Linked DNA regions of Mus musculus: all the other regions are linked to region 1. Evidence: chromatin loops called from intact Hi-C (ENCODE). Cell type or tissue: left cerebral cortex. All regions are shown on one strand. Each heading gives the region's core, and the rest is flanking DNA. Links, peaks and the distances in the headings are about the cores only.

What was found. A loop is a pair of places that touch in the nucleus more often than their neighbours do. Peaks named below come from ENCODE experiments on the same cell type or tissue, not always from the same donor. Only the 100,000 strongest peaks of a DNase experiment are listed, where the experiment ranks them.
Region 2: a loop joins it to region 1, with 2.5 times the contacts of the local background. A loop is called at or near these places in 18 of 42 quality-filtered maps.
Region 3: a loop joins it to region 1, with 6 times the contacts of the local background. A loop is called at or near these places in 2 of 42 quality-filtered maps.

Annotation. Positions count from the first base shown.
Region 1 is chr1:181,461,386-181,469,150 of GRCm38, reverse strand. No RefSeq gene overlaps it. Among named protein-coding and RNA genes, the nearest start is that of Ccdc121, 46 kb to the left of the region's middle. In left cerebral cortex, for the core only: a CTCF peak has its summit at 3,937 (motif pointing left); DNase peaks (open chromatin) are centred at 2,911, 3,582, 3,863, 6,188 and 1 more place; H3K27ac peaks cover 881 bases.
Region 2 is chr1:181,532,908-181,540,672 of GRCm38, reverse strand. Gm32767 (a long non-coding RNA gene) reads left to right here and starts at 659. Exons shown (of 3, transcript XR_373754.2): 1 at 659-990; 2 at 2,575-2,728; 3 at 4,872-5,677. In left cerebral cortex, for the core only: no CTCF peak of the experiment used is centred there; a DNase peak (open chromatin) is centred at 4,896; H3K27ac peaks cover 1,241 bases.
Region 3 is chr1:181,378,031-181,385,795 of GRCm38, reverse strand. The region is part of intron 1 of Cnih3 (cornichon family AMPA receptor auxiliary protein 3); the gene reads right to left. Among named protein-coding and RNA genes, the nearest start is that of Cnih3, 29 kb to the right of the region's middle. In left cerebral cortex, for the core only: a CTCF peak has its summit at 5,956 (motif pointing left); DNase peaks (open chromatin) are centred at 4,177 and 5,989.

The sequences.
Region 1 (7,765 bases), core at 1,609-6,608:
TATGCCAAGGACAACCTTTTTATCTTCCTCTGGTCAATCCTCTCAGCCTTTCCTTCTGATAATCGATTTAGTTTATTAGTTATATATTTAATGTATTGACCTAGAAGCCTTTGGACTCAGGTGCTATCACCCTAATCTCCGCTGTACTGTGACTGCCTCCCAAGCCAGCTGCCTCCCTAAAGCAAGAGTAGACTTGACCATACAGGTCTACCAGGTTTCTGGCCATCTTCTAATGTTTCAGTCACACTGGGACATTCCAGCCTCCCCCTCCCCACCATATCCTGACTCTGACATCTCTACTTTGTTCCAACAAAAAAATGAGTATAAAAATTATGCATTTTTTTTGCAGTGCTGGCGATGAAGCCAGAGCTTTGCCATGCAAGCCAAGCTTTCTACGACTGAGCCATGTCTCCAGCCCTTAGGCTGATGATTGAAAATCACTGTAGAAAAACTCCTGCTGTGACTACTACATTAATCCCTCATATCTGTAGTGCATAGTCCACTCTATACGTTTATTTCATGTAAATATATATAACTTTATTCATGTCAACCTTTAAAAACCATTCATTAGTGCCTCCCCCCATCCACACACATTTGAGTGAACTAAGGCTCAGAAAGGCTAAGAAATGTGACCAACATCACACAGCCAACAGAAGGAGGAGTCAGGTCCTTCCTACATCAAGAGCAGCGCTCATTCAATGATGTAAGAGTTTGTAGATTGCCTAATCAACCACACAGCCCTGGTTGAAAACTAAACATAAAGAAAGTATCTGGTTATGAAGCCAGGGTCCTCTCATCACTCCTGGCTGCCTTTCATCTTGGTGTTAAATCTGAATCTTCAGGGTCTATTCCACCTCTGGCTTCTCTGGAGCACTGCAGGTGGAGAGACTTGTGTTTGAATGAGACCAAGCTGCACCTCATTACATACCTCCAGCCTACCATTTCTCCTAGCTCCCTGATTTAATTGATCAGCCAAGCTGATGCATCCCCCAAATGCTGAACACGCACAAAGATGGTTAGAGAGGAGGCTAAAGCCATTCTCTAGAATGGCTCCTGCTACTCTCTTCCCTTCTAAGATCTCTGCATCAGAGAACTGCCACTGTGGGCCTAGTGGGAGCCCCTGAGCTTGTTACTGCCAGAGGTTACCCCACAGGAGCCAGCTCTGCGAATGACTCCAGGCCACTTGGTGGGGAATTAAGCAACAGATTCTTTATGTTACTCCTCAAAAAAAAAATATTGTCTGACCACCAGCCAGACTTTCTGAAGCCAATAAACAATACCCAAAGGCTCTCCTTGGACCCAGGTTTCCTAAATTCTGCACCTGAAAGATAATGACAGAATTCCCCGTTAGTCACTCTAGGTCTAAAGGGCCAGATGTCTGCTCCCTGAGGCTTAAGACTCCATGTTTCAGTGACTGGAAGATTCTAGAAGGTTGCGCTGATGAACCAGCCTTTCTGTATACCTCTGCTATGTGCTACTGAACCCAGACTGTTCTGGTGTGCAGGCCACGGGTGGCCCTCCCAGAGTTGAAGCATTATCCTCTGTACTGGTCCCTGAAACACTAATGGACACTGAGAATCATCAGCCTCTGCAGGTTCTCAGAGTGACACAAAACTCACTCTAGTTCAACCTATTGGGACTCATGGGACAAAGGTCGGCTCCTAATACAGACAAACATCTGTCCTCAAATGGCCTCTAACCCCATGGATCCAGAAATTGCCCTTTCTATTGATTCTGACCTAAACGTGGCAATCTGGCCATCGGGAGCACTGGACGGAGCACTGCTGTCCGGGTGTTGGCCTTACCTGGCATTCTTTATGGCACTCCTGATGCTGGGCTTCACCCATGGAAGTCTCCTCCCATAGCACATGCTAGCCCTTTGCGCTGCTGTCCACTCCCAGAAGTTCTGTCTCCAGCCTGTCCCCACTAGCCCTCCACCTTCCTCTTGAGAAAGGTCCTACAAGCTGTCCATCACATTGTCCTTATCTGTGGCTGTGATGGGGCCCCGCGGAAGGGCTGGGACAGCTGCTGTGGGTGTGACCCAGCCCTCCCATCATTCACAGGCTTTTCTTAACGCTTAACGCAACAGGAAGCAGTTGCCCGATCTCTTACGGAGAGGAAAAAGGAGTCCAGCATCTACTTTCTGCCCTCGTGGAACCAGTCTTCCTGATGCTTCTTTGCTCAGTCTCATGAAATAGAGATTCCAAGCTCTGGACAGGTTCCCAGTTCTCGGTGTTCCGAGCGCCAGATAGCAGCGACTACTACACCACATTCTCAGCGTCTCTTCCCAAGCACGGAGCTTGAGTTGAACAAGCTCCTCACAGTGAGCCAGTGAAGCAAAGGGCCCCAGCTGGGACTCGTTCCAGCCTTTTAGTAATGGGGGAGGGGGTACGGACTCTGTGGTACTTGAGGAAGGCAGATGGCACTGTTAAATGCATGAGCTGTGTGGCTATCCACACTCCCCACTCAACCCGGTCACCACTCCAGCCTACTGTAGTCCTCAGACTTTTGTGTGTTGCTGCTTCCTTTAAGCCCAGTGTTCAGACCTTCTGTTTATAGTGTCCTATTTCTTGAAGTACATCTGGGCTTCTGACATTTTTCTCATGCCTCCCTTTTCCTGGCCTGATCTAATGCCTGCCCTGTACTGATTGGCTGTGCTCATACGCAAACAGTGAGCGGGAGAGGTCGAGTACAAGGCCCGATGATGTCCATTCAGGAGGACCATTCACCTTAGGGTGAGGTTACGCCGTGAGACAGCACTATCGAGTCACCTTGGCTAAGTATCCCGGACAGTGCCAACATCCAAATGCTGCTGTGCCCGAGTCTGGCATGGGTTCACCCTCCTCACCTGCTCCACTGAAAGCTTATGTTGTTTCCAAGTAACCAACCCAGAGCAAGGTGACACGTGTCTTAAATGGAAAATCCCATCTGTGCTCTTTTTCTTATAGTTAGACAGGGTTGGTGCCAGGGCTGCTGCAGAGTCTTATGGGTAATTTTTATGCCATGGAGTTTTGACACAGATGGGCAAGTTCTACCTCTTAGGGCTTGGTTGTTTAAATACAGTCTTGAAATATTCCTTAATAACAAAGCTGGCTAGTCCAGGCACAGGGCTCCACACACCATCTTCCGGGGATCTGATCTACCTGCTGGGTACCCTCCACTTCTTAGAGAAGTTTTATGGAGCTTAGGGTTACCTCAACCTAAGGATCATTTCCCACCTGACTATAGGAAAATAAAATAGCATCCTAAGAGTTGCCCATAAGGGCAGAATTCCCCTCAGCCTTTTGCACTATTTGGCTGTCTTCACTGCAGGACCCAAAGCCACCATCCTGGGCCTGGGCCGACAGCTGTAAACAGTTCCCTGGCCGACAGAGTACTGTTTAATGTGGGCCTGACATTCAACTGGGATCCCATTTTCTTTCCTTCTCTCGCGCTGGTAGAGACACACATCATCCCACCAGAAAGGTGACAATATTTTGTGATGCATCAAGCATTTCTGAGAGGGACGGGGGTTGACTGTTCACACTTCTGGGGATGTTTGAACAGGGACTTGGTGCTGGCATTTAAGCCTGTCTGTCTGGCTTCTCAGATAGTCAAATTCCAGAGCACATAATAACGTCTGAGAGTGTCACGCCTTTGAAGCGCAGGCAGGTGTCTTCCCCGAGACACCCGGGGTTACAGGATGAAGACTGAATGGAAGAGTCTGTGCTAGCAAAACCCTGGAACCACTTGAGGGAGGGGGAGGCACAGCGATGGGGTTGATTTTATGCACCAAGTGCAAGACTGGCTATGGTACCTTATAAAGCTCTCTTCCTGTGGGGTTGGACCACCCAGGGAGGTGGGCAGCTGCCTAGTGTGACTGTCCTCCAAGTGGGGCAACTGCCCTGTTGCCCTCTTCAAAAGGATTATCCGACTGGGGTTGTTGGCTGCTCACACCCCCTGGTGGACAGTTGGGGAAGGGTCAGAACTCTCACCGGAGTATCCAGCTGCTCCTTAACACCTATTATGTGTCTTGCCGCCCTAACTGCACTTGGCCCCCGACAAGGAACTAGAGTTAAGCTAGCACAACTGAGAGGGGGTCCTTGGGGGTAGGTTGCCATCCATGGCTGTAGGGAAGCCCTCATCCCTGGTAGATAAAGGCTTTGCAGGTGTAGCGTGTTGTGGGTTGGGTACCCATACCTGTTTGTTACCTATGCTCTTTCCGGAAGCCCAGTGCATTCATTGCTTTCCCAGAGTGAACCTTGCCGATACCTTAGGAGGAGGGTAGATGCTGCTTACACCTCCCCCTAGGGAGGAATTTTAGCAACAATACCCAGCAGAATATGAGTTCTATTCACCCCAGTATCCCAAGAGGAGGCATGGACCCCACATGCATGGGGATGCTGGAGGCCCTGGAAGTGACATGTTTCAAAGGAACAACAAAAGCCCCAAGTTAGCTTAGAGAAGTGGAACTAGGGTCTGTGGATCAAAGTGACTTCATGCTTAGCAGAGACAGTGTTGCCGATCCTACACCCCAGGCCCCGCTCCCTGCAGTGCCAGGCACCTTTAAAAGGCTGCCTTCCTTAATTGGGTGCCTTCCTGCTGCTGAAGGTGACTTCTATTTAAAGGCAGGGTCTCACTATGTAGCCCAGGTGGCCTTGAACTCATGGTTCTCCTACTTGTGACTCAGATACTAAGCACGTGCCATCACACCTGACCTGTAGGTTAGACATTATCTCCCCAAGGTCCTCAAGGTGGCACCTCCATCATGTGCCATCATAAGCCCAAAGGCATGGGGTCAACTAATCACATTTGGAAACTTCTACAGCCAGGAGACAAAAGTAACTCGTTCTCTTTATAAGCTGGTGGTACCTGTCTGTCAAACCCACAGAACACCAGGTGACAGCCCCTCAGGACTTCTAGTGAACAACAGTAGCAGCATCACTCTTGTCATAGTCAGAGTTGATGACAGGCCTGGTCATGAAGGCAGTGCTACCTGGTGCCCAGACCCCCAAAGCCATCAGCCACTGCACACCCACTGCAGCGAAGATGCAGCTATAGTTTCCTTGGTTACTGGCTCCCACGCTGTGGTCACACAACTGTGCCAGAGTTAAGACCAGGGTGTACTAATAAGGGCACTCAGAATGGGGGGGGGGGGTCGGGAAGAGGTCCATTTGCCAATTTCTGGGATGTAAACACTTCTCCCCTGGGCAATCTTCTGGTTCTAATGACATCGGTGAACTAGAGACCAGAATGAATAGGATCTCACAGTCACTTGGCATTCATATTTCTACAAACATGTCAGCCAAATCTTAAGAGGGAACATTAAAAATGCATGTGTTAGGATGTAGGCTTGTAACTACACATCTCTGCCTTCCACGTAATTAATCTATACTTACATAACTTTGGTTTTAACAGTGGCTGCACTTAACAACTGCTAGCAAATTCCCTACAAGTCAGAACAGTTGGTTCCCAATGAGCCACTTCAAATACACCGCTCACTGGAAAAGAAGAAAACATGGTTGCCATATGGTAGCCAAGAGTCCAAGGTCAAGGCCTAGAAAAGGGCATCCAGGGATGCTGGAGAAGAACTGCATGGGGCATGAGAGGTGGCAGGGATGGCCACACAGTGACCAAGGTCTGAAAGCTGTCATTTTGTTGTGGCTGTTGCTGGATCATAAGCAGCAACTAGAGTTTGGGTCACTGAGGTCTCCTTCCAGTACTAGCAGAGCTGTGAAGAATATTGAACATTCCCATCATATGTGGTATTCCATAAGGAAAGGACGTTCCTCTTCTCAAACAGGAACCTTACCTTTCCCCGGAAATGCCCACCAGGCAGTGTCCAGAAGACTCTGCCTTGCTGGGCTCCTTTCTCCATCCCACAGAGAGAGTCCTGTTATAAGAGCAACCTAGAGTCCGTCCCTCCTTACCCATCTCCCATACTTCACTTTGGGGCTCAACTTTGGAGCAGAAGCAATGGGAAAGATGGCCGGTTTGGCTCTGAGGAACGGGGGGAGGTTCTACACAGAGTCACAAGCCAGAGCACAGTGTGGAACAGAACAGGCCAAAGCTCCCCTCCCCACCAAAAAAGAAAGGGCTATAGAACGTATCTGCGTGATAACACAGTGAGTACAATTAGTTGTTGTCAAAGCGTTTTGCTGGCTGCATTCATCTCTTACGTGGGAGAATAAAACTGTCATAACGATGACAATTTTATTCAACATTGGTGCAATTACCAAGCCTAAAAATAGGGAGCAAATGGGATACTTTTCTTGAGGCTGAGCTGTTACCCCTGTTGCACGGCTGGGACAGTGACTCCCTCACCCCACCCCCAGGAAGGGGAGAGGACAGGAAGAAAGCTGAGACTTGGTGAACAGTGCTCTGCGTTCCTATGAGACACAGCTAGGTTTGTTCTCCACCATCCCCCTCCCCCTTCCCTCCCCCTCCCCTCCCCTCCTCTCCCCTTCCCCTCCCCTCCCCCTCCCCCCCCCCATGTAATCATCTGGCACAGAGGGAGGAGCAGTGCAGGGAGGACCAGGAATGAGATTTCCTGGGACAAGACTGTAGAGCCAGGCTCTCTGCTATGAGCTCCCTAGACACAGTTGACTTGTCACAGCCGTGGGAGGCGGTACACACCTCATGTGACAGATGAGAAGTCGTCTCAGAAAAGATGAAGCACCACACGGTTCTCCAGCCCCAGACTTTCTCATTGCAGCCAGGCCCTCCAGGTCACTTGCTGTGAGTCCTGGGAGGCCTGCTGCTCAGCCCCTGCCCTGTCCATCATCACTCCATTCTCTCTTACTCTTTTTTCCTTCACATCCCCTCACCCTTCCTGCACTGCATGGCTCTTTTGAGAATACAGAAACATCAAGGTCCCAGAAGCAAAATGACTCAGGTTGACAACTTGGCAAGTGTTGACTTTGGCTGGGGTCCTTGACCTCTGTAGGGTTTGTATCAAAGCTTTCAACTATCATTTAAAGACAGTCATAGTGTCACTGTGAGGACTGAATAAGATGTGTATCAGTCGAGTGGTTGGCAGGAAGCTGGGGCATTGGGTAGAGTGTAGAGAACAGGGCACAGTTCCCTCTCTAGAGTACCAGGTGCAGCGGACATGAAGTCACACCATCCTTATAGCAAGCTGGGGCTGAGCCTGTTATTCTTCTCTCACCTTAGCAAAGGGAAACGTGACCTTGTGACTCTCCATCATCCAGGTCACATGCAGCACAGGGCCACAGCAGGGGAAGAGGGCCCATACTTCCAGGCCAGTACTGGCACATGCTATACCCCTAAAGTATCCAGTTCAGTAGATGGGTTCTAACTTGCTCAACAAAAACACTTCCTTTGGATTCTTGAGGCTCTGGGAACTTTAAGGCATTTCTCCTGCCTTGCTCCCTCCTTCCTTAAATGAGCTGCACAACGAAAGAATGTTAGCCAAACAAGCAAAACTCTGTGGAAATAGGTCCAGCTGCATGGTTTTAAAGCCCCGCCTCGGACCAGCTGTGCACATCTGGAAACAGCTCTTCCCATTGACTGTGGCGCCTGGCACACACCTGTGCTCTGCCACTAGCCCCATCTTGCTTATTTTTACCATCAAGAAAATGAACTTCTCCTGGGGAACCGAGGATTTGCTCTAACTCCCATGAGATCACCGGACTTATTTTCCAATCACAACGGATGGCAAGGGAACGCTTTGAATGTTTTTCTTTCATAAAGGTAGGACCTGCCCAAGAGGCATCAGCAATGCTTAAGGATTTCAAAGGACTAAGGGAAGAATCTCTCACACGCA
Region 2 (7,765 bases), core at 1,863-6,862, 71 kb before region 1:
TCAACATCCACATGACTGGAGAGCCTCATGCCCTTCCTTCTGAGACATACTGCAGTACTGGAAGCCAGAGGTTAAACTACTTCCTCATAATGTGGTCTTGGTACCGAGCCAAAAGGGAATTGCACTCCCACGGAGAATTAATGATCTGTCCAACAGTGCGCACAGCTCAGAACTCTCATATAACATTCAGCTCAGATACAAGTAAAGGACTAACTCAGATTTCAAAGACTTTAGCCACACTCAAGTACAAATGAACCTGAATGGCTTTTAGCTGTGGCGGCCAGAACCCCAACTGTCCACCCCACATGAAGAGCAAGCAAGCCCTTCTGTGTCACCTCAGACAGGACCTCGCGAGATGAGCCCAACATTCAGTCCCCATCTTTAAAAAGAATCCGCACCAATATGGGAGCCCCATTTAAAAGGAGTTCCTAAGACGAAATCACATTTGTAAAACAGTTATTAACTATGCACAAACAAGTTTCCTAAATAGTAACAATCAGTGAATGATTGATTAGCAACGAGATGCTGCAGATTAGAAGTCTGAAGGCTTTAGGAAGTAGAGCTGTCGCTTGGCTCACAGACCGGAGACAAGAGATGGGCACCCAGGTGGGCGGGTCTGAGCCCGGTGGGCGGGTCTGAGAAGCAGTGCAACTTCTCGCTTATCGTCCTAAAGGCTGCCTTGGAACCTGGAACCTGACTACTCAACAGTTCTCTGCTGCTCCAATTGTGGTCCTGGCCAGAATTATGATCCGGAACCACACTCGCTCTGCTTGGCCGCAAAGTGTGGTACAGAGCTGTGGTAACTGAGCCTCAAACCTACCTGGCCTTCTCCTAAGGCCATTCAGACTCCATTTCAAAACAGAACCTAGCGCCACCCCCATCTTCTCATTCAGCCCTGGGCAGAAGTGTGTCGATTGACTTTGGGGTGACTAAGGTAGAATTTGGTGTCCTGCAGGGGTGCCCAGCCTTCACTAAGTCCAGCTTAGTGTGGTGAGTGTGAGACTGGGAGCAGACAGAAGGACGGGGGGGGGGGGGGGGGCGAGGGGGATGAGGAAGGCTGGAGACGGCTTCTAGCATGAGGTAGTGATGTAAGCGAGCCCTGAGAAGCAGAGGAAGGGAGAAAGCAACGGAAATCCTACCTACGCAGTTTCCCATCACTGCGACTGATAGCTGGGATCTTCCACTGAAACGGAAGGAAGAAGAGTTTCTCTCTGGCTCAGTCTCAGAAGATTCAGACCACGGACCTTGGTCCTGTGTCTCTGGGTCTATGGTGGCACAGCACATGTGGCGGGGACATGTGGCACAGAACTGATCATCTCATGGTCAGAAGCAAAAGAAGGTAGGAAGGGGCTGGTGTCCCAATCACTTCAGGGACTCATCTCCAGAGACCTTAAGTCTTCCGATTAGTGTCCCTCTCCCAGAGGTTCCTCGAGTTACTGTGATGACTGTTTTTTTTCTATATGAGCTGGAGTCATCGGAGAGGAGGGACCCTTAATTGAGAATAGGCTTCTATAAGATCTGGCTGTAGACACGCCTGTTGGGCATTTTCTTCAGTAATGTTTGATGTGAGAGGGTGGGGCCACCCCCGGGCTGGTGGTCCTGGGTTCAATAGGAAAGCAGCTTGAATGTTCAAGCCATGGTGACCAAACCAATAAAGAGCCCCCTCTCTCGCCTCTGCATCAGCTTCTGCCTCCAGGTTCCTGCCCAGTTTGAGTTCTTGCCTTGGTTTCCTTCAGTGGACTGTGTTCCAGGATGTGTAAGTCAAAGAGACCCTTTCCACCCCAGGTTTCTTTTCATCTGCTGTTTCATCACCGTGATATGCCTAAGATGTAATCCTGACACAGCTAGGGACCAAACTTCTGGACATGGGCCTTTGGGGGGCACGTGAATGTAAATTGCACCAGGTACTAGGAGAAGAGAGGGTTGAATGAGCAAAGACAGGGCCAGGGTCTGAGAAGCTGGGGTGGGGGTGGGTTCAGGGGGCACAGCAGGGCACTGATATGACCTCCACTGGCTCCTATGCCCCCTGCTGGCTCTTTGCTATGGTGATTGCCATGCTCTTGGGAATTTTGAGTTCTTAAATCTCTGATAACTTGAGATTGAGTTACTTTAGGAGGATTTGTGCCACAGGAAGTAGCCAATGTTACCCACTGGGGTTTTGAACTTAATGGAGGACCAAGTTGACCTTGCATAATGCTGGACCCTGTATGTGAAGAACCAAAATCAGCTTGTTGACTTCAGAGGAAATGCTCTCTTGATTGCAAGTACCAGGACCTTGTGCTGAGGTTGTTGGATTCTCCTGGTGACGCCACAAATGGATCAGGCCTTCAGGAAGGGACACAGCCAAGGACCTTGGACACTGTCCAGAAGGCTAGCTTCCAGTTCTGCTTTCTTCAGACCCCAGTCTCTGGCTCTACATTAATTTTTGTTTGTGTTTTAATTTGTTTTGTCCTCTTCCCCCATCTCCTTTTTCTCTCTCAATAGTGTTTCTGTGACTGTTATCTGGAAACATGGCTGCCAAGAGCCTCCCATTTTAACTATGGCAGCCCCTGATAACTCACTTCCCTTTTCTAGTTCTTGCCCTAGAGGACTGCCATCCTCTCCCTTTGGCCCGGATCCATCCTTTTTGGATGGGCCTTCCCTGCAGTGGAAGATGGGATTCAGGAAATGGACTTCTCATCCTTCATTGCTCAAGGACCCATCCTGGACATGTCAGCCGTGGCCAGAGGTAGTTACGTGAATGCTAAAGTTCATAGTTAACACTGGGTATGTCGGGGGAAAGGGTGGCCTTCCCAGAGGGGAACAAAGTCCCAGGCAGAAGGGCAATTGGTGCCAACCTGGATGAGACTGCAGAGGGCCCAGACCACAGGTGGGTGGTGTGAGCCGTGCCCAGTGATAGCTCAGCCCAGGGCTCACCGGGGAGGAGCGTCCAGGTTGATTCCTGTTGTGGATCGCTGTGGCTCTGTTACTGGGACAAGTACAGACATAACAAGCCAGCCTTGGTTCAGTGGCCATGACTAGCAGGTCATCTGCTCCCATCCAGAAACAAGGGTATTCATCTCACCTTAGCCTCATTCTCAGAGTGCTGAACTAGGTTCCCTCCCTTTCTAGTGACAGACTCCATCCTGTCCCTTTAATCCCTTTCCTTCCTGGTACTTTGCAAATGCTCAGTGTCCCCCACCAAGGCCACAGGACACACTCCATGTTCACACACACACACACAAGGGGCCTTTAAACCCTTGGTGGTGCCTCCCTTAGCCATGTGGGATCTCACTGCTGCCTTTGTTTCCCCGACTCCAACCTTCTGGATGCTTCCTTCTTACAGCTGGGTGCACTGACGTTAGTGAATCTTACTCTGCTTTGATAAGAAAGCAGTCTTTCACAGTGGCGGGAATGTCAGACTACAAGAGGCAGAAAGAGTTGAAATAGGACTGGAGAGAGGCAGGGGCAGCTCCAGGGCCAGGGCTTAACTAGTACTGAGAAGTGGAGGGAGAGGTGGCCAAGTCAGAACAAGGTGGAGACTCTGAAGAAGAGTTAGAGGTGGGGGCTGAGGGGAGGGGAGCTGGGTCTATGGTGGCACTCAGGGGAGCTTTAGAGTTTTGCTTATAATATAAAGAAATGAATATCAAAGTGACTGAGGTGGAACATGCACGCATATACACACACATCATATACACACATGACACACACATATACACAGACACACATACACACACAACATAAACACACATACACATATATACATATAACACACACATATACACATACACAGACATACACTCCATATATGCATACATACATACATACATACATACATACATATACACAACACACACACTGCAAAAGAATACTAAATAATTTACGAGCCAGATTCCATTCATATCCCATGCTTGTAATCCTAGTGTTTGCGAGTGGAGGCAGGAAGATCAGAGCTGAAGGCCAGCTTCAGCTACACACTGAGTTTGAGGCCAGTCTGTGCTACAGGAGATATAGTACCATCGATAGCAGAATTAATATCATAGGCTAGAGAGATGGCTCGGTGGCTAAAGCACTTGTAACAGAGTCATGAAGACTGAGCCTGAGATCCCCAGAAACTATGTAAAAGGTTGGCAGATGCGCTGGTCACCTTAATCCCAACACTGGAGAAACAGACTGCGGATCCCTTGGACAAGCTGGCCAGTTACACTAGCCAGAATTGGCAAGTTCCGTTCAGTTGAGAGATCCTGCCTCAATAGATTAAGTGGAACGCAATCAAGGAAGACACCCAATGTCAACTTTGTCAAATGTGTGTCTGTTTACATAGACACATGCACACACTCACGCATACACGAACATGCAAACATACATGTATGCATAAGCACACACCACAGTAGACAGCTCAGAGGACTCTTATAAGCTGGGCGCCAATCCCCCAAATCCAGGAATGAGATGTTCATAGCATTCAGGATGCTTCTGTCACAAGGCATCATTTCTAACAAGGGGAATCAACTTGTGGTAGTTCAAATATGCTTGGCCCAGGGAGTGGCTCAGGAAATGGCACTATTTGTGGGTGTGGCCTTGTTGGAGGAGGTGTGCCACTGTAGGTGTGGGCTTTAAGACCCTCCTCCTAACCACATGGGAGCCAGTCTTCTGTTTGTCTTCAGAATAAGATGTAGAACTCTCAGCTCCTCCTACACCATGTCTGCCTGGATGCTGCCATGCTCCTGCCTTGATGATAATGAACTGAAGCTCTGAACCTGTAAGCCAGACCCAGTTAAACGTTGTCCTAGGTTCTGGTGTCTGTTCTCAGCAGTAGAACGCTAACTAAGACACGGTTGTATGGCTTCCTATTCTGCATGTATAAATAGAACAGTGTGGTATATTCTCTTTAGGTCCAGCTGCTTGGGCTCAGCAGCCTGCATGGAATATTCATCACACTGACTGACTATGGAAGCTATGACTCATTCTCACTAGTGCAGAGAAGTCTCCTGGATGAGCGAGCCTACTGCAACTGATCTCTGTCCGTGTGCATCGTGCTGTTTCCAGCAGGGACTTGACATACTCGGCTGACAGTTAATGATCTTTATTCCCTGAACCATCCAGTTGCCTGGCATCAGGCCACATAGCAAACTTAGCAGGCCCGAGTTTAGCCAGCCCAGTCATAGAACAAAGTATTTCAGAGCCATATGGCAAGAAAGACAGAGGAAGACTGATAAAAAATAAAAATTGTCCTGTACTGGATAGAACTCAAGACATCATCACAAAACTATAGAACACAGTAACGTTCCAAGGACTCCTTCCATACACTAGTTCTCTGTACGAGCCTCACAGTGACATCAGAACAATGGGATGCTTTGTGTAATCCCTGACCAACATGCTGCGGTGATGTGACCCTCTCGGCATTGCTAGATTTTGTTACAAGACACACCTGAAACCTACTCCTTTTATGGAGAGAGACACCAATCTGGTTTAAATTACTTCTCCTGCTGGCTTACCAGTTTGCTCTTCTTATCTCAGTGTGTGTTTGCCTTTCAGAAGGAATTGAGCCGTTCATTAGGCAGGAAGTAAGACTCCGTGAGCTCGGAGAAGCCAGCCCACCCCTCCACCTGGTTTGTAGTTAGTAACACAGTCTCTACTGTAAGAATTTTTATTTTATTAGCGTTGACATTTACTCCTGCATTTGAATTGCAGAAAACCACCCTCCCAAAATAAACTCTCAAAGCCCTGTTGACCTTGCCATCTGCATGAATTATGTAGTAGCAAATGTTAAGGTCCCACTTCGAGGCTTTGCCTGATGATGAGACTTCCTGTTTCCTATGTGAAATAAAAAAGGAGGGTGGGTGGGGAAGCAGGGAGAGGGGACCCACCAGAGGGGACATTACCATGGTTAGTAACTGGATCCACGCGATGGCGTCCTGGAGCAGTCATGGGTGAGAAGCATGTGGGCACATTTATAATTTGCAGGGAACACTGGTAACCCTGTCAGTTGACTCCGTGTGCATAAATACTGTTTTGGATAAGGATGGGGGAGAAAAGCTGTCTGTAGTCCTGAGGAGTTCTTCTACATCATTGGTCAGTTCTCCATATGGAAGATAAATGTTCGCTTCAACAGCTTTGAGTTTGAAATAGTACTGAGTTTTGACCCAGGAAAGACTAGAAGAACATCAAGAGCCCACGGACCTGGATGTCGGGCCCTGATCCCTGCCAAAGGGCAGCACAAGTTCTCTCTAGGTAACCAGCCTCACTGAAATCACGGCCGTTCACAATACACAAATGTGTCTTTTACTCTTCTGTTCTTTCCTATTCTGTCTGTGGCTTCTGCTTCTGCGAGGAAGGGCCACACATATGAACAGGTGAACCGCCTAGACACTATAAATGATCTTTGGTCCAGCCCCATGATGGCCTTGGATTTATTACTTCGACCCTTGGGCGTGTAGGTGGGGTTGTTGGCAAGCAGACGTGAGGTGGCCTGGGCTTCAGGATCCATGATCAGTGTTTTAAAATTAAGATATAAAGTAGAAAACAATGTTCATCTCTTTTCTAGAAGCAGACCGTTGACCCTCTGGGGCACACCATGCATATCCACACCGAGGGGAGGCCTCTTCCGAGGGTCTTTGGAGAGCCCAGAAAGCCTTTTAGCTGTAAAAGATCCAGTGGCTACCAAGTACCAGCAGTTCTAGCTTCATAGCTTTTTAGTCAACTGGGATCCTGTTGCGATGAGGTTAACATGATGAGCAGACAAACATCAAGTCCGTTTCCAGTGCCGTGGCTGACCTTGGATGGCACAGTGGTCCTTAGGGCCATGGGATGGGTGTGCACGCAGAAAGAAGGGGGAAAGCACGCCCTTTGCAGCAAGCCAACCCAGCACTCAGCGCTAGGGATAAAAGATACAGAGTCTGTCCTCAGGGGAATCAGCCTAGTGATAACCCAAGTAATGGTAATGAGGGTGGAACGCACAAAATGTGAAGTGTAAGCCTAATATTCTCCACCACACATGAGGAAGCTGGGGTCCAGAGAGAGGAGAAATGGCTTGACTGAGGTTATCAGGCCCCCACCTCAGACTTGGTTTCTTTTTGCATCAACCCCTTGCCAAGCTTTCTCTCCCAGATGGGCTGCTACTACTACAGTAGCTTGTGTGTCTGTGCTTTGAATCTAAGTGGGTGTTCTGCTTTGAATCCAGTTACAGCTTGGATATGGTTTATGTCCTAGAAGCTTGGCCCCCTGTTTATTGGTATTAAGAGGTGATGGAATCTTTAAAGAAGTGGGTCCTAGTGAGAAGAAATTAGGTTATTAGGGGTGTCACCCTTGGAAGAAACTAATGTGAGTCCTGAAGGGGTAGGTTAGTTCTCTAAGGCTGAATTGGCGACTTGTGATGGTTGTCACAAGGTAAGTCTGGCTGCTTTGCCTCATACTCTCTGGCTTTCTTTCTCACCTCGTGATCTCTCTCTCTCTCTCTCTCTCTCCCTCTCTCTCTCTCTCCCTGTCTCTCTTCCTCTCTGTCTCTCTGTATCTCTCCTTCCATCTCTCTTTCTCCGTCTCTCTCCCTCTCTCTGTCTCTGTCTGACTCTGTGTCTCTGTTTCTGTTTCTCCCCCTTTCTCTCATGTGCTCTTAGCATATGCTGCCATCTCTCAGGAGACAATTCAACCTGAGCCCCTCCCCAGAGGCTCTGGAGACCACTCCTGCTGTGATGTCTCCTGCCTGTTTCAGTCCAGCATCACACACTTTCCACCTGTCAATAACAAGATAGAGATGAGTGAGAAACTCATTAGCCTTGAAAGTTCCTTA
Region 3 (7,765 bases), core at 1,317-6,316, 83 kb after region 1:
TTACCGAGGAAGTGACCTGAGGCCTTGTACCTTGCCCTGAACTCTACATGCCTTCTCTCCTCTCTCCCTCTCTCTCTCTCTCTCTCTCTCTCTCTCTCTCTCTCTCTCTCTCTCTCTCTCTCTCTCCCTCTCTCTCTCTCTCACCTGCCTTTCTCCCTCTCTTCCTCTCTCCCCCCTCACTCTCCTCTCCCCCCTTCCCCTCCTCTCCCTCCCTTCACTCCTCTCTCTCACCCCTCCCCCTCCCACCTCCTCTCTCCCTCCCCTCCCACCCCTCTGTCTCCCTCTCTCTCTCTCTCCCTTCACCACCTCCTCTCTCTCCCCCTCCCCCTCCTCCTCTCACCCCTCTCCCTCCCCCTCTCATCCCTCTCTCTCTCCCTCCCCTCCTCTTCCCCCTCCCTCTCTGCTTCCCGCCTGCTAACAAGTGGAGAAGCTCCTCCACCACAAATTTCTGCCCCATGATCCTCTACCATACACAAGGAGCTAAGCAACCATGGACTGAACACGCTGAAAATGGGTAAAGTCCTTCAAGTTGTTCTCAGGCACTTAGGTCTTAGTGATACAAAACTAACCAGTACACTCTGCACGGTACCAGCATCCCCAGCCACACAGCCAGACTCTTCCTAGTTACCTGGCCACTGGAAGCTGTTCCCCAGCCTGGGAGGTGAGCAGAGGTGTGGGCACTGTGGCCACGTGCCTGGTGGGGGGCTAGTCACGTGTAAGACCCTCGGGTTACATACACAGTGCTGCTTTGGCTACTGAGCCTGGCACACACTCTGCCCAAACAAGATTTCTGCCATAGATAACTGTGCCTAAGATCTGCCAGACAGGGAGAGCAAAATCGCTCCTGCTACCTCAGACAGCCAAGATACTTTTGTTATTTTGTTTCCTTTTGAGGGTTGCCATTTTGTTTCATTTTGAAGGTTTTCCCTCTGTTATTGTACTCATTTGTTATTTTGTTTCCTTTTGAGGGTTTTTCCTCTGCTGTTTGTACCCATTTCACTTACCTTACTCTGCAATGAGTTTCCTAAGGGCATTATCTACATGAATAGGATGTACTCCAGGCAAATTTCTGAGGTCCTTTAGGCACAGTCCCATGAGTTGCCAGCCCACTGGGCTCTTGAGACTTGGAAGAATTCTTTTGAACTTAGATTTGCAATAGGATGGGCATGAAAGTGAAGAGCTGGCTGGAGTCAAAGGAGGAAGTGCAGTCTACAAACCCTGCTGGGACAGTCACCATAAGATCTGTGCTGGGCTAGAGAGTTCTCTAGCAAAACCCACATCTTCAACCCACAGAGGAGGACCTCACTCAGGGGGGGATTTCTGTGGGCACACCCCCCCCATGTCTAAATAAAGTCAGGTAGACCTTCAGCAACATTTCAAAGCTTCCCACCTCAGAGGTCAGAGTCAATTAACCACTGGCTCCATCACATACCCAGTGAACTACACTTTGTGCTAGAAAATTGGGATACACTATAGTATTTGTTTCCCTGCTGCTGTAATCAATCACTGTGAATTTAGTGTCTGAAAGCAACACAGACTGATCCTGCAGGTCCAGATGCCAGAAGTCCAAAATGGGTATGTTCTTTTGAGGGGCTTCAGAAGAAAGCCCGTTTCCTTGTCCTTTGGAGATCTTAGGGGCTGCCTGTTTCCCTTGACTTGTGGTCCTCAACAAACAACCTTGTTGCTGTAACCTCTGCTTCAGGTATTATGTCACCTCAGCCACTCCTGGGTTCTCCTTCCACCACTGCAGACTCCTGGGATTATAGTAGCACCATCCAGGAGCCCAGGATTGTTTTCCATCTTAACCTCAAGACACTCACATCTTTCAAGTCTGTCTTATCATTTGTGTATGGTAAGATACTCTCCAGTTGCAGAATTAGGAGGAGGACACCTTGGGATGAGGCACTATTAGCCTTTTACAGATGGTGAGCCTCACAAATATGGGACCACTAGCTGTGGACTGGCTGCAGATGCCAAGGAATTGGAAAGAAAAGAAGCACTAGCTGTAAGGAGAAGCAGTCATTCACAATCCAGGGTAGATCAAAACTTCTACCCCTCTCCTCTCTCTCTGCATGTAGAGTTCACTGGAATTTGTGCTTGTGGGACTTGCAACCCTTCTTTCCTCCCCAACCAGGAAGAACAGTTCCTGACTGCCCTGCAGAACCTGGAAGGCCTTGCTTACTTACTGACAGTACAGCCATACACTAGAATATAAATATGCCCTTGCAAGGGTCCCTCCATCTAGAGTCTTCCAAGGCTATGGCCAGTGATTGTACTCCACACTTCTAACCTCAACGCCATCTCAGCATGCAAGCTTCTCTCTGAGCCCTGCTGGTGCTCTGGATGCCTAACTGGTATCTGTGTGTCGGAGACCCTGGCACCAAGCAGCCCTGTGATAAGAAGGATTCACGAGCGGTGCTCCCTTGGCCCCCTGCTCCTCCCTTTGGTGAACTCATCCCTTCCCATGGGCTCACGGCTACCTCTAGCGGATGAGTTCTCAGTAAGCCCCACTAGCTCTCTTCTAACTCAATGCCGATTCATGGCCTCCTCCCCCATCCCAGCGGAGGCTCAAACTCAAACATCCAGAGTAGAACACACACATCAACAGACCTCTAAGACCATGGCCCCGCCTGCCAGTACCCAAAGCCCCATTAGCTGTAACCTGTGTCTCACCTCCATGCTGCTGACCTGTGAAGCCACACGGTCCACCCAGCCCTGAGTTTGCAATTTATTACACAAGCATGGGCCGCCAGCAGACATTCTGGCATACCTGGGATGTGTCCTCCTCTCCCTAGCACCTCATTTGCTCCCAATCTGTTCCTCCTTTTATCTCTGTGCCACCCAGATGCTAATCTCCCTCTCCTCTGCCCCACTCCTCTCTGGCCCTGTGAGTAAGGTTAAGCACAGCTATGCAAGTCTGTGCACTCGCTCTCTCCTCAGGGCTCAGGCCCAGTTCATAGTTTCCGTTTGAAAAGGTCAGTGCAGGACCTTTCTGAAAAATCCCACCAGACCCTTCTCCTCTGGAAGGGGAAAGCTAATTAACATTCCGCGGGAGGACCAGACCTGCAGGTGGGGGAGGTCTAGACCAGGTAAACACATTCCGCACAACAGACCCTGCCACCTCATTCCCCAAAGACCAATCAATTTAAAAGTCACACTGTTCTGCCAATCGCATTGTGCCTAATGGCTGCTGCTCTGAAAAAAACTGTATAAAGACTGACCAAATGGACTGGGGTGGGGGTAGGGGTCCCCATCTCTCCTTCAGGTGGCCCCAATACATTGGGACAATACATTCATCTTGCTTTTTGCATCAATTCCCAGCTCCGTGTGGTTCACTCAGGTAAGCTAAGGCTCAACTTGTTGCAATCTCTGGTCTTGGGCAAGAATTTCCTGCCACGGTCTGGGACACAAAAACCCTGGTCCCTACCAGCAACTGCTTTCTCAGTGTTCACCTGCTCCTAAGTCCCCACCCAGATCCAAGCAGGAGGCTAGTCAGGTACTCAGCACATCTTCACACTTCCCAAAGCTCATACTCCACAGACAAGCCTAAAGGTCCTGATGGGCTGGGCTAGCCATGTTTCTCCTCACTTTAGTGTGTTAAAATGCACACATGAATGTGACATTTGTAATGTCCCCAATCAAACATGTCCTTGGGACTGGAGATGCAGCTCGGTAGTAGAGTGCCTGTCTCCTCATCAATAACAAAAGTGAATCTGCACTGCTGGCCCCTGCTATCTTATGTTCAAGTAGCATCTTATACCATAGGATTCCTGAAGATTTGACTTTTATCTTTTTGATATGCCTGCGGTCTCCAATACAGTGGCTAACTAATGGGTGCCCAGTAAATATAAATGCAATTAAACACGACTTGTTTTCCTGAAAGAGCCACCTACTGCAGGGTGAGAAGTATCCTGCACATTGCCAAGGGCGAGAGATTATTTGGTTTATGAATTAAACATGATCCACGCTTCCGTTCTCTTTCTCCCTGTTGCTTCCTGCCCTTTGGCCATTCTAGTCCTGATTCACTCCTTCAGGGAGAGAAGGCTATAGAAAGAACTGTCTACAGCATAGACTCCTCCACTGGGGCAGGGAAACATGGTGTGGGAGTGGGGAGAGCGCCTGGATTTGGGACATGCTTGTCTTTAGATTTCTAGGCTACGACAGATGGAAGTATGCTCTAGCCACAGTGAGAGCCGTGCCTGCCACCACGCACGCCTTCCAGCCTGTGCCTGCTTCACACATTGTACTCCATTTGAGCTAGGATCCGGGTGAGTTTCAAGGCCCATCTGTTAGATACTAGGCCCTAGTCGATGGTGTGTTGGAAGGTGCTAGAACCTTTAGGAAGGGTCTAGAGGCCAGGTTGCAGCCTATTCTAACTGACTGCAAATTACATAGAACAGCAGCTTAGGGGACAAGCCTGGCTGGACCGACTCTGGCCCACTCTATGCAGATGCTGAAGTTGATCCTCTCTACATTTTGTTTACGGGAGGAGACAGCCATCCTCTGTCCATAAGATAAGCCGTGAGACACAGACACAAATTATTTACATAGTAGGAGTCTTAACAGTAAATCAGGATAATGTGAGCATATTTAAGCTATATTAGGAGAGTTTGACTCATGAACTTATCAAACACACCAGACCAAGGAAAGATGCAATGCCCTTGCTTGAACAAGGTATAAGAAGGAACACCTCACACTAGGGCAGCAGTGGCCAATCTGTCAGCAGACCTGGCCATTCTGCAACCCATACTTAAATATCATCATGGGCAGGGTAATAAATGGCCTGAGAATACTTACTATTGGAGTAAGAGAACATGTGACCACCACTAGTCATGGCTACTAAGTGGTAGTGGTAGTACTTTGTGAGTTAAAAAAGAAACTAGTATGGCTTGTGAGTTCATTTTTATTCCATAAGGCATCCCCCCTACCCCCCATCCTCCCCTACTTCCCCCCTCCTCTTCACAGCTCACTCACAACTGTGGGCTTAGTGGAAGGAAGTTAGGTCTTTGGAGACGTAGGGATATTGAGGCCCCAGTCACTTCCTGTGTCCTCCTTTGCTTCCGGTTCCAGGAGGCACACAGGCCTCCTCCACCACAAGCTCCCACCGTAATGTTCTCTGCTGCCTCATGCCAAAAGGCATGAAGACCAAGTGACATCAGACTCAAAGCTCTGAAACCATAACCTGAAACAAATGCTCCCCCCCCCCCCACCATTGAGCCGAATGTCCTGGATACTCTGTCACCGTGAAGGAGAGCCAGCTATTGCCTACCCTTAAGCTGGAACAGGACCTAAGTCTCATCAGCATCCGCACACTGAGGAACACCGAGAACACACCATCCATACTATGGGAACAACATGGCCCTGGACGGAGCAGCAGGAAATGTTCGGAAATGTTTGGCAGTTTGGGCTCTGCATCTGTCACAGCAGTGACATGTGTCACAGCAGACTCTGTAGCAGGACACAATCCAGCACAGTACTGGACAAAAGAGCCACCTCTCTGTCACCTCTTTTTCGATTGGCCTTCTAGAACGGGGCTACCCACCTTGGGAGCCTGAGAACCCCTTACAACACTGAGAAATGACCAGATGCCAAGTAAAACTCAAAGAAACAGCCCAAGAGGAAGCAGGGGGTGGGGGGCAGGGGAAAGATGGAGGGGGAAAGAAAATGGATGCAAGTTTATACTGCATACATTCGCTCCCCAACCTCACAGCTACCTGCCAAGATCACACATGTATGGCCTCCATCAGCCACACAGACCACAGCCACTGTTCACACAGGGTGCGGTGGAAGCACAGAAGCCACCCACCCACCCCCACCCCGCTCAGATACGGTGCTACCTCATCTACTCTTTAAGTCAGTTTTCAGACTCTACCTTGCTTGGCCTCCTCAGCTCCTCTGGAGACCCATGAACTCGAAGGTGTCCCTGTCATTGTGCAAAACCTCAGCCCTCTAGTGGCAAGGGATGGGCATTACAGTGTGGTAGCGGAGAACCGGCCAGATAAAGGGCCCATCACTTACAGCAGCCTTGAAAAACTCAGATGAACGAGGGTAAAGCTGGGTGGGCGTCCTGGCATGTGCTTTTCCTGAACAGAAAGGCCCCTCACACACCATCTAGCACTTACCCCACTCTCTGGCACTCTATAGTCCATCTCCATAGCGACCGCCGTAAGTGCTAAATCACCCACCAGAGACACTTAACGTCTCCTTCAACCCTGAGAAGCTAAACATGCATTAAATGAACCTGCTTCGTGGACCTTTCAGCCTCACTTAGCCTGGACCACGATTCAGACACCCCAGTAACTTCACCAGAGCAGCAGTAAAGAGAGGCTGGTCTTCACCACAGCAAGCTCTCACCCACTGAACCACCCTATCTACCCTACCCACCAGGTCACGCCAGCCGAGCTAGCTGGCCTTCCGGGTCCACACAGGACCAGTGTTGTTCTAGTTCAGTTCTCTTAAGTATAAGCATCTTCCACAGTACTACACTTCACTGAGGACTTGGGGAGCTCCCAACTCTGATGTCATCGGTTCACAGTGGTCCACCTCTTCCTTCTGTCTCTCCCATCAGATGGTGGGGCTTTCTGCTCCAAAATGGCAGACCAGTTATCACAACCAACGTTGGTTGGTTTGTTTGTTTGTTTGTTTGTTTGTTTGTTTTTATTCCTCCTGCCATACAAGCGACTCTGATATCTGGAGTTCAACCTAATAGATCCTGGAAAACATCCTGTGGATTCTATCCCCACAGAAGGCAGGAAGCCTAGCAGAGTAAGGCAGGACCGTGGTTGGGGCTGTGCTCTGGTTCATTGCCAGGCCTAGGGCCTGGTTCTGCCACTCCCTGTCTGTGCTTCCCTTTTCTCATCTGGAAGGTGGGCATAATGCTGGGATTGGCATTGATAGAACAGGGTAAGATTCAGTGAATTGTGCCCCCCCCCCCCGCTAGAACAGGGCTTGCTAGAGTCAGCGATCCATTGATATGAGCCGTCACTGTGGGGGGTGTCGGTCCTTCATACCTCCAAAAGGAGCACCAGTGTGAGTGGGACAATATTAGCTAGCAACTCTCTCTACAACAAGGCTGTGCCTACCCAGCCCTTCTAAACCAGAGATCCAAGGCTGGACCGATAATCCCATCGTTGCAATTATTTCTTGGTCATTGCCGTAGGCACTGAAGTGAGCAAATGCATGGAGCCTTAAGATACAGAAGAAGGAAACTTCAGCTCTTGCCAGGTTCACAAAAATAACCCAAGTGTCTGTCGCTTATCCATCATCATCCAGGATGAGAGGACAGAGAAGATGGAAGGAGGAGTGGAAGTCTCATTCTTGTTCTATGTGATACACAGGGACGCAGATGTCACATCTTCATCTTTGACAAGTCAAGGAGCACACCCAGAAGCCAGAGCCAGTCCTCCCCCTCCCCCCTCCCCCTCTTCTTCTTCTTCTTCTTCTTCTTCTTCTTCTTCTTCTTCTTCTCCTTCTCCTTCTCCTTCTCCTTCTCCCTCTCCCTCTCCCTCTCCCTCTCCCTCTCCCTCTCTCCCCTCCCCCTCCCCTTCCCCTTCCCCCTCCTTCTTCTTCTTCTTCTTCTTTTATAAAAATATTTATTCTGGGTGATTATAATATAGATCTAACTTAATAATTTTAATTTTTTCTTTTCTTTTAATTGGATCTTTTCTTTACTTACATTTCATATGTTAGCCCCTTTCCCGGTTCCCCCGCCCCTCCCTCTGTCCCAGAAACGCCCATCCCATCCTCCCTTCCCCTGAGAAGCCAA